2 separate regions of the Homo sapiens genome follow, and region 1 is linked to region 2. Evidence: read pairs that join two places in POLR2A ChIA-PET (ENCODE). Cell type or tissue: B cell. All regions are shown on one strand. Each heading gives the region's core, and the rest is flanking DNA. Links, peaks and the distances in the headings are about the cores only.

What was found. ChIA-PET counts read pairs that join two places held together with the same protein. Peaks named below come from ENCODE experiments on the same cell type or tissue, not always from the same donor. Only the 100,000 strongest peaks of a DNase experiment are listed, where the experiment ranks them.
Region 1: POLR2A ChIA-PET joins it to region 2 with 10 read pairs; 21 of 35 experiments call an interaction of 5 or more read pairs at or near these places.

The regions. Positions count from the first base shown.
Region 1 is chr2:70,108,243-70,116,573 of GRCh38, reverse strand. No RefSeq gene overlaps it. Among named protein-coding and RNA genes, the nearest start is that of LINC01816, 13 kb to the left of the region's middle. RefSeq lists enhancers at 318-377, 398-587. In B cell, for the core only: no CTCF peak of the experiment used is centred there; DNase peaks (open chromatin) are centred at 206, 683 and 7,573; H3K4me3 peaks cover 1,583 bases; H3K27ac peaks cover 1,560 bases.
Region 2 is chr2:70,177,793-70,186,123 of GRCh38, reverse strand. C2orf42 (chromosome 2 open reading frame 42) reads left to right here. Exons shown (of 10, transcript NM_017880.3): 2 at 3,189-3,457; 3 at 4,127-4,961; 4 at 6,482-6,592. The coding sequence starts at 4,139. Among named protein-coding and RNA genes, the nearest start is that of C2orf42, 9.1 kb to the left of the region's middle. RefSeq lists an enhancer at 4,431-4,830. In B cell, for the core only: no CTCF peak of the experiment used is centred there; a DNase peak (open chromatin) is centred at 4,533; H3K4me3 peaks cover 972 bases; H3K27ac peaks cover 970 bases.

The DNA of each region.
Region 1 (8,331 bases), core at 101-8,100, 69 kb after region 2:
ATATCCTTAAGAGCATTTTAGAGTTTAGGCCAGACACCTCTGGTTATTGCTTGTTAGGGCTGACTGTGCATGGGCAGGTTTCCATGTCATGAGCCCCAAAGCACAGCTAAACCGAGTCAAATGCATGGCACACATTTTTCTTTTCTTTCTTCCGAAAGAGCCTTCAGGGGTTTCTGGAGAGTGAGCACAGCCTGCCTTCCAGGCACCTCTGAGCTTTCTTGGTTGTGTGCCTTTCATTTTCATTTGCCCTGAGCGGCCCTTGCACCCACTAAGCCCCCAAGGGTGACTTTGGAAGACAAGCTCCAGCAACCTTGGTGTAGTTAAGATGAGTTTTAACACTGAAGGATAAAGCGAGGCCAGAATTGCAGATATGCTGCCCAGGTTTGCAGCCCCTGATAATGGTGAAACCTTGAAGGGAGCAAACTGTGAGGCTGAGGCTGAATTGATAGCTCCAAATGTTGCCATGGAGGCTTCTCGGGTGACAGGCTACTTCTGTTCCCTTTTTCCTCCCCACAGAAAATTTTCTGCTGGGGACTTACCTGAGGGGACTGCCTGACTCACAGGGATTTCCCTCCTCTGGGAAGAGCCAACACCTAGGATGCACCCCAGTGGCCATGTCTAGGGTTCAGGACTCTGTCTCCCTGGGCAGAGCTGACTGATAGGGCTGTGGGCACCTAACACAGGCAGGCAAACCAGATTCTCTCTCCTAGGAATTTGAAACCTGAACAGAATCTCTGAGCCTGGCAAGCTTGGAGCAGTGTCACATGAATGCTCGTGTTTTAGAATGAAGGTCCCTCAGCTGCCGCGGTCCCTGCCTGTCTAGGGCTGTTTGTTAGCACTTCCTTTAGTCCCCGGAGCCACCCTAGGCTCCTTCTAATAATGTCCTGTTTTGATTAGGTAGTCAGAGTTGCTTTGGGAGGACTCAAAGCAAAACCAAGCCTAACAAGAAAGCCATTATAAGGAATGGGGCACTGGAAACAGCATGGACTTGGTTGATTTTTTTTTAAACTCTTCCCACACCCAAGGTAGTTTTGAATCTTAGTTTTCAACTGGCCAGCTGTATATATAAATTTACACAAGTTACCTTTTCTTTCTTTCTTTCTTTTTTTTTTTTTTTTGAGATGGAGATTTGCTCTTGTTGCCCAGGCTGGAGTGCAATGGTGCGATCTTGGCTCACTGCAACCTCCGCCTCCCAGGTTCAAGTGATTCTCCTGCCTCAGCTTTCCGAGTATCTGGGATTACAGGCATGCACCACCACATCTGGCTAATTTTGTATTTTTAGTAGAGACAGGGTTTCTCCATGTTGGTCAGGCTGGTCTTGAACTCCTTACCTCAGGTGATCCACCCCCTTTGGCCTCCCAGAATGCTGGGATTACAGGCGTGAGCCACGGCACCCAGCCACAAGTTACTTTTTCTAAGCTTTAATTTCCTTGACTATAAAATGGTAACCACTGGGTGCAGTGGCTCACTCTTGTAATCCCAGCCCTTTGGGAGGCTAAGGCAGGAGGATTGCTTGCAGCCAGGAATTCGACATCAGCCTAGGCAACATAGTGTGAACCCTCCCCCACACCCCCGCCAAAAAAATTAGCTGGGCATGGTGGTACACACCTAGGGTCCTAGCTACTTGGGAGGCTGAAGTGGAAGGATTGCTTGATGCCAGAAGGTTGAGGCTATGGTGAGCTATAATTGCGCCACTACGCTCCGTCCAGCCTGGGCAACAGAGGTCTACCCTGTCTTTTCTTTTCTTTTTTTTTTTTTGAGATGGAGTCTCACTCTGTCACCCAGGCTGGAGTGCAGTGGCGCAATCTCGGCTCACTGCAATCTCCGCCTCCCGGGTTCAAGCGATTCTCCAGCCTCAGCCTCCCGAGTGGCTGGGATTACAGGCACGTGCTATCACACCCAACTAATTTTTGTATTTTTAGTAGAGACGGGGTTTCACCATGTTGGACAAGATGGTCTCGACCTCCTGAGCTTGTGGTTCACCCACCTTGGCCTCCCAAAGTGCTGGGATTACAGGAGTGAGCCACTGCACCCAGCGAGACCCTGTCTTTATAAAACAAAAACAAAAACGTAAATGCTTTCTTTACAGTTTTAAAAATTGGGATCATCTACTTCATAAAATTGGTTCTTTGATTAGTCTAATGATATTTCTTGTGGTCCCACAGAGGCATTTTTGCTCATTTCCTAGCCCTCAGTGTGACAGATGGCTGAGGCTTCTGGGCATTGGTGATATTAGGGTACTTTAAATTTCACTACATTTAACATTTTGTTAAACCAGGAATCCTTTCTTTCTCCATCTTCTCTAGGAATCAAAGGTTTCAATACTTCTCCTACTTGAGATTTTTGTTTGTTTTATCTCTTTAAAAGCCCCCTCTACAGAAGGGCCAGGGGCATGGTGGTAGCAACTACACATCCAGGAAAGTCTTGAGTTTTTTGTTTGTTTTTTTGAGACAGGGTCTCACTCTGTCGCCCTGGCTGGGGTGCAGTGGCACGAACGCTACTCACTGCAGCCTCAACCTCCTGGGTTCAAGCGATCTTCCTGCCTCAGCCTCCCGAGTAGCTGGGACCACAGGCATGCACCACCATGGCTAACTAATTGTAAGATTTTTTTGCTGTTGTTGCCCAGGCTGGTCTTGAATTCTTGGCCTCAAGTGATCTTCCTGTCTTGGCTTCCCAAAATGCTGGGATTATAGGCGTGAGACATCGTGCCTGGCAGTCTTGTTTTTTTTCAATTGTAGTGAAATACACATAACATAAAGTTTACCATCTCAGCCATCTAAGTGTACATGGCATTAAGCACATTCACATTGTTGTGTAACCATAGGATGATCTTGTTTTAAAGCAATTTTAAATATTTAAATTGCATTGTATTTTAATTTTTCTGCTGTATGCAAAATTGTCATATGAATAAAAAACTTTTAAACCCTTTGTCAGACCACCTGTCTCTGTTTTTCAAACTGCAGTAACAGTATGAACTAGGTCAAGTCCTAAGCAGTTTTGAGCTCTGCCCTGGGGAACATTACTCAGAAGTTAGTGCTGGAAGGGAATTTAGGAGTTGTCCAGTCCATGGGCCTTCCTTGATTTACATGATTGCCCATTTAGTTGGTTATTCAGGCATCAAACCTTTACTGAGCCTCTGTGCCAGGAACTGGAAAGGGTACTGGGGGAAGAACACAGCTGGGGTGGCCAAGCCACTGTCCTTCCCAGTGGAGCTCATGGCTGTCCAGAGGCAGATACGGACTCAGGACAATAGGGAAAGGGGCTCAGTGAGCTGGAGAGTATGAGATGAGATTAAAAATGTAGCCTGGGACCAGATTTTAAAGGCTTCAAATGTCATAGAGAAGAGTTTAGATTTTCTTTTATTTTTTGCTACAGGTAATGGAGTCAGTGGGGTGGGAGTGGAGGTGGAGTCATGTGCATTTTAGAGTCAGTGCTGGCAGCATTGTAGATAGAGGGTGGGCTGGAGGGGTGCAAAATCAAGCTCAGTGAGAAACCTGTTGCACTCAGTAGCTTGGAAACATTAAATGTCTTTTAAAATCACACAGTGACAGAGCCAGGCCGACTGCCCAGCCCCAGGTTCTTTCTAAGCAAATGCAATAGGATGGATTTTTTCTTTTTTTTTTTTTTTTTTTTTGAGACGGAGTCTCACTCTGTCACCCAGGCTGGAGTGCAGTGGCTTGATCTCGGCTCACTGCAAGCTCCACCTCCCGGGTTCACGCCATTCTCCTGCCTCAGCCTCCCGAGTAGCTGGGACTATAGGCGCCCACCACGACGCCCGGCTAATTTTTTTTGTATTTTTAGTAGAGACGGGGTTTCACCAGGTTAGCCAGGATGGTCTCGATCTCCTGACCTTGTGATCCGCCCGCCTCGGCCTCCCAAAGTGCTGGGATTACAGGCGTGAGCCACCGTGCCCGGCAGGATGGATTTTTTCAAAACTTTGCAATACCGGATTTTGCCAGTATTTCCTTCTAAAGAAGGCTCTCTCCCACCCAGTCCATGTTCTTTCCCTCATTCCATTGCTAGTTTCCCCAAAGCCTCCCTGGGGAAAGGCCTCTCCTCAAGATTATACTACTAGGAATGAAACTTGCTAGAAAAATGTGAAGCATTCCTGAACACCACCTCCACACCAGCAGCAGGCTTTGCAATGCTATCTTTGTGCCTTCCAGATAAAGAGATCGAAGTTTCTCCAAGATCTGATTCCCCAGGCTGATTTACATGAGGGGGGGTGTCAGTGGGGAGGAGGGATAGGCATGATCTGCAGAGAGGATGCAGATGGAAATTTCTGTTCCAAAGGTGAAGTCTCTCATGGCTGACAGCACTGGATCGCATTAACAAGGAAACCAGCCCTGCTCTCTGGCTGTGGGATCAGACACAAAATCTAAGGAACAGTTTGACTTCAATCTAGAATCCTGCAATATCTAAGCTGGAAGAGTCCTTAGGCCTATCTAGGCCAACCCACCCATTTTATGAATGGGGAAATTGAGCCCCAGGAAGTGGGAGATCAGACCTGGAGACAAGTGCTCTTGGCTTTATGCCAAGTATCCTTTCCACAGCCTCCTGCTGCTCTCATCCAATAGTACATGTGTATGTGTGCATAGATTTATAAATAAGTAAAACTTGAAAGATAAATAAAACAACAGAAAGTGCCCTTAAGTGGCTGCATTTTTTAAAATGTGCCACACTGGGTGCCGTGGCGCATGCCTGTGGTCCCTGCTACTCCGGAGGCTGAGCCGAGAGAATCCCTTGAGGCCAGGAGTTTGAGGTTGTAGTGTGTTATGATCACATCTGTGAACAGTCACTGCGCCTCAGCCTGAGCAACATAGCGAGACCCCTTCTTTAGAAAGAATTATTATTATTTCTTTTTTGGGATGGAGTTTTGCTCTTGTTGCCCAGACTGGAGTGCAATGGCATGATCTTGGCAACCTCTGCCTCCACGGTTCAAGCAATTCTCCTGCCTCAGCCTCCCGAGTAGCTGGGATTACTGGCATGTGCCACCATGCCTGGCTAATTTTGTATTTTTAGTAGAGACAGGGTTTTTCCATGTTGGTCAGGCTGGTCTCGAACTCCCAATCTCAGGTGATCCGCCCGCCTTGGCCTCCCAAAGTGCTGGGATTACAGGCGTAAGCCACCGCGCCCCGCCCATTTCCTGTATCTCTTACTCTACCAGCATGTCATAAATGTTTAGCAATCTTTGTAAAAAAAAACAAAAAAAAAAAGGAAGACTAGGAAAGAGAGCAGACAGATTGCTATATCTTTCTATCAGGTTGAAAAAACATTTAAGGCTGGTGGGGTGGCTACACAGGAGGCTAAAGCGGGAGGATCACTTGGGCCCAGGAATTAGAGGCTGCAGTGAGCTAGGATTCTGTCAATGCATTCCAGCCTGGGTGATAAGAGTTGTTTGTTTTGTTTGAGAAATAGTCTCGCTCTGTTGCCCAGGCTGGAGTGCAGTGGCGGGATCTTGGCTCACTGCAACCATTGCCTCCCAGGTTCAAGTGATTCTCCTGCCTCAGCCTCCCGAGTAGCTGGGATTAAAGGTGTGTGCCACTATGCCCAGCTAATTTTTGTATTTTTAGTAGAGACGGGGTTTTGCCATGTTGTCCAGGCTGGTCTTGAACTCCTGACCTCAAGTGATCTGCCTTCCTCAGCCTCTCAAAGTGTGCTGGGATTACAGGCATGAGCCACTGTGCCCAGCTCGTAGTCAGTATTTTTAAAGTATTAATAAATTATTGAGTTTGGCCAGGTATGGTGGTTTATTAATCCCAGCACTTTGGGAGGCCAAGGCAGGAGGATCACCTTAGCCCAGGAGCTCGAGACCAGCCTGGACATAATAGCAAGAACCTATCTCTACAAAAAAGTAAAAGGTTAGCTTGGCATGGTGGTGAGCGCCTGTAGTCCCAGCTGCTCAGGAGGCTGAGGCAGGAGGAACACTTGAGCCCAGAGGTTTGAGGCTGCAGTGAGCCGTGAAAACAAAACAAACAAAAAATACACACACACACACACACACACACACACACAGATATATACATGGAGAGAGAGGTTTTTTTTTTTTTTTGAGACGGAGTCTCTATGTCTCCCAGGCTGGAGTGCAGTGGTGTGATCTCAGCTCACTGCAACCTCTTCCTCCCAGGTTCAAGCAATTCTCCTGCCTCAGCCTCCCGAGTGTCTGGAAGTACAGGCGCCCGCAACCATTCCCAGCTAATTTTTGTAATTTTATTAGAGACAGGGTTTTGCCATGTTGGCCAGGCTGGTCTCAAACTCCTGACTGCAGGTGATCTGCCCACCTTGGCCTCCCAAAGTGCTGGGATTACAGGTGTGAACCACTGTGCCCGGCCTATACTGAGCTATTTTAAACTCTTTCCCACCCCTGTACTAAGTCTAAAATCCGGCGTATGTTTTACATCTTTATTCAGACTAGCCATATTCCAAGTATTCAACTGCCGCATGTGACAAGTGGCTGCCGTGTTGGACAGGACAGGTTAAATGTTTCCTTCATGTCCCAAAACCTGCATATTGTAAGTTTTTATTAAATATGCACCCCTGGGGTGCCCTGTCTCCTGCTGAGGAACCCTCCTGACAGCAGCACATGCTCTGCTTAGACCTTCTCTTCCAGTTTGAGCCCGTTTGGAAAAAGCCAATGTATTTTAACTTACTATATCCCATCCTTGTGCAAACATTGCCATGCCTTTGCAAGATCCATTGGCTTCAACATCGCTTTGACTTGCCTGCTTACACCAGATTTATGACCATAGGAAGAAAGTTACATTTTCTGGTTCTTTTTTGTTTTTTGTTTTTTTTGAGAGGGAGTCTGGCTCTGTCGCCAGTCTGGAGTACAGTGGCACGATCTCGGCTCACTGCAACCTCCGCCTCCTGGGTTCAAGTGATTCTCCTGCCTCAGCCTCCCGAGTAGCTGGGACTATAGGTGCGGGCCACCACACCCAGTTACTTTTTGTTTTTGTTTTTGTTTTTTTTTTGAGATGGAGTCTCACTCTGTTGCCAGGCTGGAGTGAGGTGGCGCAGTCTTGGCTCACTGCAACCTCCACCTCCTGGGTTCAAGCAATTCTCCTGCCTCAGCCTCCTGAGTAGCTGAGACTACAGGCACGTGCCACCACACCCGGCTAATTTTTTGTATTTTTAGTAGAGACGGGGTTTCACCGTATTAGCCAGGATGATTTCGATCTCCTGAGCTCGTGATCTGCCCGCCTCAGCCTCCCAAAGTGCTGGGATTACAAGCGTGAGCCACCACGCCCTGCCTATTTTTGTATTTTTAGTAGAAACAGGGTTTCACCATGTGGGCCAGGATGGTCTCCATCTCTTGACCTCGTGATCCGCCTGCCTCGGCCTCCAAAAGTGCTGGGATTACACGCGTGAACCACCGCACCCGGCCTTCTGTCTTAATTTTCACAAAAGTATTTGGCCCCAAAGGCAGCCGATGCAGGGGCAGAGTGTGAATGTCACAGGAGCCTCTGTACCTGTGACTCTTCCCACCCAGGCCCCGCCCCGCTGGGGGTGGCAGCCCTGTGGCCTTTGCAGCCAAGCAGCATGAGTCATCTTGGTCACTTGTTAAACCTTAGCTTCAGACTCAGAGCCGCTTTTGTTTTTCAGTTGAATCGGCAGCCCCGGACACACACATACCCCACCACACACCCACACACAAGCACGCGCGCGCACATGCGCAGCCAACCAGGCTTAGTTCTTAAGTGGGAGAACATATTGTTTGTCATAATTAATGTCACATTCCTGAACCTGGCCTTTCTCTGCCACCCTAGGGGCTGATGGTCTCTGTCTGGGAAGCCCTGTATGCTATCAGTTAGGGCGGGAGGTTGGGGAAGAATTCAGATCCGACCAAAGGAACAAGGCAGGAATTCATCCTCCTGTGACTGAAGGGACGTCCACAACCCAAACAGGGCCCCACTATTCCAGCCAGGGCGGCAGAGCCTCTCCTTGTCCTCCCACCCAGGGTTGGAGATTTAAGTCTCCATACGTCTCAATTCACTTCTTAACCCCAGTGGTTCTCAACCATGGCTGCATGTTAGACTCACTCAGGGAGCTTAAAAAATTTCTGATGCTCAGGTCAAAAACCAGACCAATTAACTCAGAACCTTTGAGGCCTTTACTCTTTGACCAGGTAGATTTATGATTTACAGGCTCAGATGGAGCCATACGCTCCGTCCAGCAGTCCTTCAGTACTCTGGGGTCCACAGCCCCAACAGTTTCCAGGCCCAAGAACAGTGATTGGACACCCCCACTGCTCTCTGGGCCCCCTCTGTCCTTCCTCAGTCAGTGTGGTTGAGAAAGTGCAGGGAAAGGAACACTCCTTTTCTCCCACTTCAG
Region 2 (8,331 bases), core at 161-8,160:
TTCATTGAGCTAGGAAGGAATGCTGTGTGAACAGGCTAATGACTCTACATCAGTGGCTTTTAACTGGGGCAGTTTTGCCTCCAGAGGACATTTGGCATTATCTGGAGACTTTTTTTTTTTTTTTTTTTTTACAATTAGGGATGGGGCCTGCTACCGGGATCTAGTGGGTAGAAACCAGGGATACTGTTAAACATTCTGCAATGCATAGGATAGCCCCCACAACAAAGAATTATCCAGTCCTAAATGTCAGCAGTGCCAAGGTGGAGAAACCCTGCTATGCATCTTATTTCACAAAGCACTTGTTTTCCTTAAAATATATATATATATGTGTGTGTGTATATATATATATGTGTGTATATATGTATGTGTGTGTGTGTTTGTGTGTGTGTGTATATATATATATTTTTTTTTGTGACAAAGTCTCACTCTGTTTCCCAGGCTGAAGTGCAGTGGTGCGATCTTGGCTCACTGCAACCTCTCTGCCTCCTGTGTTCAAGCAATTCTCATGCCTCAGCCTCCTGAGTAGCTGGGGTTATAGACATGTGCCATCATGCCTGCCTAATTTTTGTATTTTTAGTAGACACAGGTTTTCATCATGTTGGCTAGGCTGGTCTCGAACTCCTGGCCTCAAGTGACCCTCCCACCTCAGCCTCCCAAAGTGCTGGCAATTACAGGTGTGAGCCACTGTGCCTAGTCTTTTTAAAACTTTTTTTTTGACACGGAATTTCACTCTTGTCACCCATGCTGGAGTGCAATGGCGTGATCTCAGCTCACTGCAACCTCTGCCTCCCAGGTTCAAGTGATTCCCCTGCCTCAGCCTCCGGAGTAGCTGGGATTACAGACGTGCACCACCACGCCCAGATAATTTTTTTTGTTTGTATTATTAGTAGAGACAGGGTTTTACCATGTTGGCCAGGCTAGTCTTGAACTCCTGCCCTCAGGTGTTCCACCCGCCTCGGCCTCCCAAAGTGGTGGGATTACAGGCACGAGCCACTGCGCCCAGCCTAAAACATTTTTTTATTTTTATTTTTTTTGAGATGGAGTCTCACTCTGTCGCCCAGGCTGGAGTGCAGTGGCATGATCTCGGTTCACTGCAAGCTCTGTCTCCCGGGTTCACGCCATTCTCCTGCCTCAGCCTCCCAAGTAGCTGGGACTACAGGTGCCCGCCACCACGCCCGGCTAATTTTTTGTATTTTTAGTAGAGACAGGGTTTCACTGTGTTAGCCAGGATGGTCTTGATCTCCTGACCTTGTGATCCACCCACCTCGGCCTCCCAAAGTGCTGGGATTACAGGCATGAGCCACTGCGCCCGGCCTAAAACATTTTTTAAGAAGAATAGAGACCACTGGGCATGGTGGCTCACACCTGTAATCCCAGAACTTTGGGAGGCCGAGGCAGGAGGATTGCTTGAGCCCAGGAGTTCAAAGCCAGCCTGGGCAACATAGTGAGACCCCCATCTCTATAAAAAATTTATAATTAGCTGAGTGTAGTGGCACGTACCTGTGGTCTCAGCTATTTGAGAGTCTGAGGCAGGAGGATTGCTTGACCTTGGGAGGTCAAGGCTGCAGTGAGCCATGATCTGCACTCCATCTTTGACAACAGAGTGAGACTCTGTCTCAAAAAAAAAAAAAAAAAAAAAAAAAATAGGGCCAGGCACAGTGGTTCATGTCTGTAATCCCAGCACTTTGGGAGGCCAAGGCGGGCAGATCACTGGAGGTCAGGAGTTCAAAACCAGCCTGGCCAACATGGTGAAACCACATCTCTACTAAAAATACAAAAATTAGCCAGAGAATTGCTTGAGCCCGGGAGGCGGAGGTTGCAGTGAATCGAGATCACGTCACTGCACTCCATCCTGGGTGACAGAGCAAGACTGTCTCAAAACAATTTTTTTTTCTCTCTACATCTTCTATCCACTGATTAACAAATTGGAAAGTACAAATAAGAATAGTTTTAAAATGTCCACCTTTTCATTGGTGCTATGAACTAGTCCCCGACTGTAATTTTTACTGAGTAAATGAAGCTGTGTGGCTCACACTTATAATCCCAGCACTTTAAGAGGACAAGGCAGGAGGAGCGCTTGAGGCCAGGAGTTCGAGACCAGCCTGAGCAACAAAGTGAGACCCCTGTCTCTACCAAAAAATTTTTTAAAAATTAGCCAGGCATGGCAGCATGTACCTATAGTTTCAGCTACTTGGGAGGCTGAGGCAGGAAGATCACTTGAGCCCAGGAGGTTGAGTCTGCAGTAAGCTGTGATCACACCACTGCACTCCAGCCTGGGTAAGAGAGCAGAAAAATGCATAAAGCACTCAAAATGTGATGTATTACTATTAGGAAGGATGAGTTATTGACCAATTATATAACATAGCTCTAGGTGTGTTCTTTTTTTTTTTTTTTAAAGAGATGGGGTCGGCCGGGCGCATTGGCTCACGCCTGTAATCCCAGCACTTTGGGAGTCTGAGGTGGGCAGATCACGAGGTCAGGAGATCGAAACACAGTGAAACCCCGTCTCTACTAAAAATACAAAAAATTAGCCGGGCATGGTGGCATGTGCCCGTAGTCCCAGCTACTAAGGAGGCTGAGGCAGGAGAATCGCTTGAATCTGGGAAGTGGAGGTTGCAGTGAGCCGAGATTGCGCCACTGCACTCCAGCCTGGGTGAGCAGAGTGAGACTCCATCTCAAAGAAGAAAAAAAAAAAGAGATGGGGTCCTGCTCTGTCGCCAAGGCTGGGGTATAATGGCACAATTTGCAGCCTTGCTCTCCTGGACTCAGGTGATCCTCCCACCTCTGCCTCCAACGTAGCTGGGACTACAGGTGCACACCACCATGCCCAGCTAATTTTTAAATTTTTTTATAGAAATGAGGTCTCACTATGTTGTCCAGGCTGGTCTTGAACTCCTGGGCTCAAGTGATCCTCCACCTCAGCTTCCTAAATCTCTGGGATTACAGGAGTGAGCCACCATGCCAGACCTCTAAAGTGTTCTTGACAACCCCCTTTGTAATGACATTAGCACCTTTTTACCTTCCTTACAGTTGGAAGTACAAAACACTTAACCCATTTCCATAATCATTTCTGTCAAATATTTCTCAAGTAATTGTGAAAGACTTTGATTCCTATTCTGTTTGATTTCTAACGAAAGAATCATCCTGTCTTTGTATAACTTTAATATTTTTTCTTGTTTTACTCGCAGACTATCAAGATCTCCACTTAGGGAAGTGGGAATCTTATTTGCGGAACATTGGGCAGAAGCTTTGCCATTGGCTGGTGGAGAAGGAGGAGGCAGAATGTCTGCATTGTTACACCATACAGCTCAAACTTCAGAAGATTTTGGGTTAAGCAGTTATCATTAGTCTGCAAATGATCGTGTTTTCACCTGATCATTAGAAACTAATGAAACACCTTTTAAGTCTTATGAATTCAGGTTACACTGTTTTCCAGATGCCTTGGCAGCTGGTACAGGTAGGATTGGGCTAGGTTTTGTGGGGAATGATGGAAGGGAAAAAAACTCATCTTTCATGTTCTCTAATTCTTGCTGAAGTTAGACATCTGGGCATGTAAAGATTAGGTTAACTAACTTCCGTTGTTATATAGAACAGAGTTAAATCTGGAGAAATGCTTTGATTATTAGGATTTAAAAAAATAGGTATGAAAGGCAGTTTCCACTTTCATTTTGTTTGTAGGTTTAAATTTATGTTGTTTTGTGGTACAGTTTAAAAATAGTGGATAGCAGCCAGGCGCCGTGGCTCACACCTGTAATCCCAGCACTTTGGGAAGCTGAGGCAGGCGGATCACAAGGTCAGGAGTTCGAGGCCAGCCTGGCCAACATGGTCAAACCCCATCTCTACTAAAAATACAAAAATTAGCTGGGCGTGGTGGCGGGTGCCTATAGTCCCAGCTATTCGGGAGGCTGAGGCAGGAGAATCACTTGAACCCAGGAGGCGGAGGTTGCAGTGAGCCGAGATCGCGCCGCTGCACTCCAGCCTGGGCGACAGAGCGAGACTCCGTCTAAAAAAAAAAAATAGTAGATAGCTTTTTTATATTTTGCCTTCTGTACTAAATATCATAAGTGATTTTAACTTTTTGTGTGTGAAGGTATACTCATACTGTTGGATGTATTGTCTTTTGTAGGGCCTCTGAAAAATGGAACCAAATTCTCTGAGGACTAAAGTCCCAGCTTTCTTATCTGATTTGGGGAAGGCCACATTGAGGGGAATCAGAAAGTGTCCCCGATGTGGCACATACAATGGAACCCGGGGACTGAGCTGTAAGAACAAGACATGTGGAACCATATTCCGCTACGGTGCACGCAAGCAGCCTAGTGTTGAAGCTGTCAAAATCATTACAGGCTCTGATCTTCAGGTCTACTCAGTGCGGCAAAGAGACCGGGGCCCTGATTACCGATGCTTTGTGGAGCTCGGGGTTTCAGAGACAACAATCCAGACAGTGGATGGGACGATCATCACTCAGCTGAGCTCTGGACGGTGTTATGTCCCCTCATGCCTGAAAGCTGCCACTCAAGGCGTTGTGGAAAACCAGTGCCAGCACATCAAGCTGGCGGTGAACTGCCAGGCAGAGGCCACCCCTCTGACCCTGAAGAGCTCGGTCCTGAATGCAATGCAGGCCTCCCCGGAAACCAAACAGACCATCTGGCAGTTGGCCACGGAACCCACAGGTCCTCTGGTGCAGAGAATTACTAAAAACATCTTGGTGGTGAAATGCAAGGCAAGCCAGAAGCACAGTTTGGGGTATTTGCATACATCTTTTGTGCAGAAAGTCAGTGGCAAAAGCTTGCCTGAGCGCCGCTTCTTCTGCTCCTGTCAGACTCTGAAATCGCACAAGTCAAATGCCTCCAAGGATGAGACAGCCCAGAGATGCATTCATTTCTTTGCTTGCATCTGTGCCTTTGCCAGTGATGAGACACTGGCTCAGGAATTCTCAGACTTCCTAAATTTTGATTCCAGCGGTAGGTGGTATGGTTGATGTGGTTATTACGTTTTTCTAAAACTGCAATGAAAAGAGTTCCACTGATGCATTTGGAGATTGTCTTAGCAACCTTCAGAAACAGTTGCTAGATAATTCAAATGAAAAGTGTTCCTTCTTTTTTTTTTTTTTTTTTTTTTTTTTTGAGACAAGGTCTCACTTTGTTGCCCAGGCTAGAGTGCAGTGGCCTGATCACAGCTCACAGCAGCCTTGACCTCCCAGGCTCGAGATCCTACCACCTCAGTCCCCGCAGATAGCTAGGACCACAGGCACGTGCCACCATGCCTGGCTAATTTTTTTAATTTTTTGCAGATAGGGGTCTTACTTTGTTGCCGAGGCTGGTCTTGAACTCCTGGGCTGAAGCAGTCCTCCTGCCTCAACCTCCCAAAGTGCTGAGATCACAGGTGTGAGCCGCCACACCTGGTTGCATTCCTTCTTTCAGTCTCAGTCAGCACACTTGCATAAAGGTTGGTTGGTTGGTTGAAATTAATGATCAAGAGACAGAATCTCTTGATTTTTTTTTTTTTTTTTTTTTTTTGAGACAGAATCTTGCTCCATCACAAACGCTGGAGTGCAGTAGCACAACCTTGGCTCACCGCAACCCCTGCCTCCTGGGTTCAAGGAATCCTCATGCCTCAGTCTCCCAAGTAGCCGGGATTACAGGCGCCTGCCACCATGCCTGACCAATTTTTGTATTTTTAGTAGAGACAGGGTTTCTCCATGTTGGCCAGGCTGGTCTCAAACTCCTGGCCTCAGGTGATCTGCCTGCCTCAGCCTCCCAAAGTACTGGGATTACAGGCATGAGCCACTGCACCCAGTCTAAAGGAACTTATTTATTTATTTATATATTTATTGAGATGGAGTCTCACTCTGTCACCCAGGCTGGAATGCAATGGCGCAATCTCAGCTCACTGCAATCTCCACCTCCTGGGTTCAAGCGCTTCTCCTGCCTCAGCCTCCTGAGTAGCTGGGACTACAGGCATGTGCCACCATGCCTGGCTAATTTCTGTATTTTTAGTAGAGATGAGGTTTCACCATGTTGGCCAGGCTGGTCTCAAACTCCTGACCTCAGGTGATCCACCCGCCTCGGCCTCCCAGAGTGCTGGGATTACAGACGTGAGCCACCGCACCCGGCCCAAGGAACTTATTTTAAAACAAGCAATCACTCCATAATTTTTTTTTTGTTTTTGTTTTTGGTTTGTTTTTTGAGACAGCGTCTGCCTCTGTCGCCCAGGCTGGCATGCAGTGACATAATCACGGCTCATTACAGCCTTGACCCTCCTGGGCTAAAGTGATCCTCCCACTTCAGCCTCTCGAGTAGCTGGGAACACAGGCGTGGTAATTTTTTATTTTTTGTAGAGTTGGGGTCTGCCTATGTTGCCCAGCCTGGGATAATTCGTTTGGGGGATTTTTAAAAAGAAATTAACTTTTCGCTACATAGAGGCCTATACTTATACTTACCCTTGGATAGGATTAATAATTCAGAAATCTTCTTTTTTTTAGGTCTTAAAGAGATTATTGTACCCCAGTTAGGTTGCCATTCAGAATCAACAGTATCTGCTTGTGAGTCTACTGCCTCTAAGTCAAAGAAGAGGAGAAAGGATGAAGTATCTGGTAAGAGTCTGGTTGGTTGGTTTGGTGGTATTGTCTTTAGAGATTGTTTTACTGCGTTTTATGTCTTTGACTGAACCTCAGCAATTATAAGAAAATACTATATTTTATTTTATTTTTATTAAAATAAAGAGACAGGGGTCTTACCATCTTGCCCAGGCTGGCCTCGAACTCCAGGCCTTAAGTGATTCTCCCATCTTGGCCTCCCAGAGTGCTGGAATTATAGGTGTGAGCTATCACACCTGGCCAAGAAATATTATGTTTTTGTTCTTATGGGTTTTTTTCCTGAGAAAAGTTTTACTCTCCATTGATGATTCTTTTTCAAGTTAAGCTAAAAGTTTGATCCCTTAGCCAAAAATAAGATCCAACCAAATTCTACTTTTACTGTATATGTTTGTACATCCCTTAAACAGATTAATTTTATACCTTAATCTGCCTTAGGATAGTATTATGAAGTTTTCATCCATAGAGTGTTTAAAAAAATTTTGTGACAATGGTTATATTCCCCACACTAATTTAGAAATATAGGTTATTGTCTTCATTTTCAGTATATGGAGAAACACACACATACACACACCCACACACACATTTTTTTCTTTTTTTTTTTTTTGAGATGGAGTCTTGCTCTGTCGCCCAGGCTGGAGTGCAGTGGTGCGATCTCAGCTCACTGCAACCTCTGCCTCCCGGGTTCAAGCAATTCTCATATCAGCCTCCTGAGTAGCTGGGACTAAGGGTGCACGCCCAGTTAATTTTTATATTTTTAGTAGAGATGGGGTTTCACCATATTGGTCAGACTGGTCTTGAACTCCTGACCTCAGGTGATCCACCCGCTTTGGCTTCCCATAGTGCTGGGATTACAGGCCTGAGCCTGTAATAAGTAAGGCGTGAGCCGCTGCACCCAGCCTTATTTATTTATTTATTTATTTAGAGATGGAGTCTCGCTCTGTTGCCCAGGCTGGAGTACACTGATGCGATCTTCGGCTCACTGCAACCTCCACTGCCCAGGTTCAAGCAATTCTTCTGCCTCAGCCTCTTGAGTAGCTGGGATTACAGGCACCCACCACCATGCCTGCCTAATTTTTGTATTTTTAGTAGAGACGGGGTTTCGCCATGTTGGCCAGGCTGGTCTTGAACTCCTGACCTCAGGTGATCCACCCGCCTTGGCCTCCCAAAGTGCTGGGATTACAGGTGTGAGCCACTATGCCTGGCCAGGCCACATTTTTAAATTCAAATGCTTAATACTAGTGTCAGTTAAGGACTCTGATAAATCAATATGAAAATGGTGAAGTATCCTAGTAGGTAAGCATCAAGAGACCTAGAGTCTAAACAAAATGAAAATATTACTTGGTCCACACCCATGGACCAAACTCCAAACTTACTAGTAGACAGAGAAATGCAAACATTTTAGAAATGCAAAATTAAAACAGGATACCTTTTGCTACCAAATTAGCAAAGTTTGTGTGTTTTTTTGTTTGTTTGTTTGTTTGTTTTTTAAGAGATGAGTTCTCACTCTGTTGCCCAAGCTGGAGTGCAGGGGCACAATCATGGCTCACTGCAGCCTGGACCTCCTAGGCTCAAGAGATCCTCCTGCCTCAGCCTCCCAAGTAGCTGGGACTACAGGCACAAGCCACCATGCCTGGCTAATTTTTTGGTTTGTTTTTTGTAGAGACAGGGTTTCACTGTGTTGACCAGGCTGGTCTCAAACTCCTGACCTCAAGTGATCCTCCTGTCTCAGCCTCCCA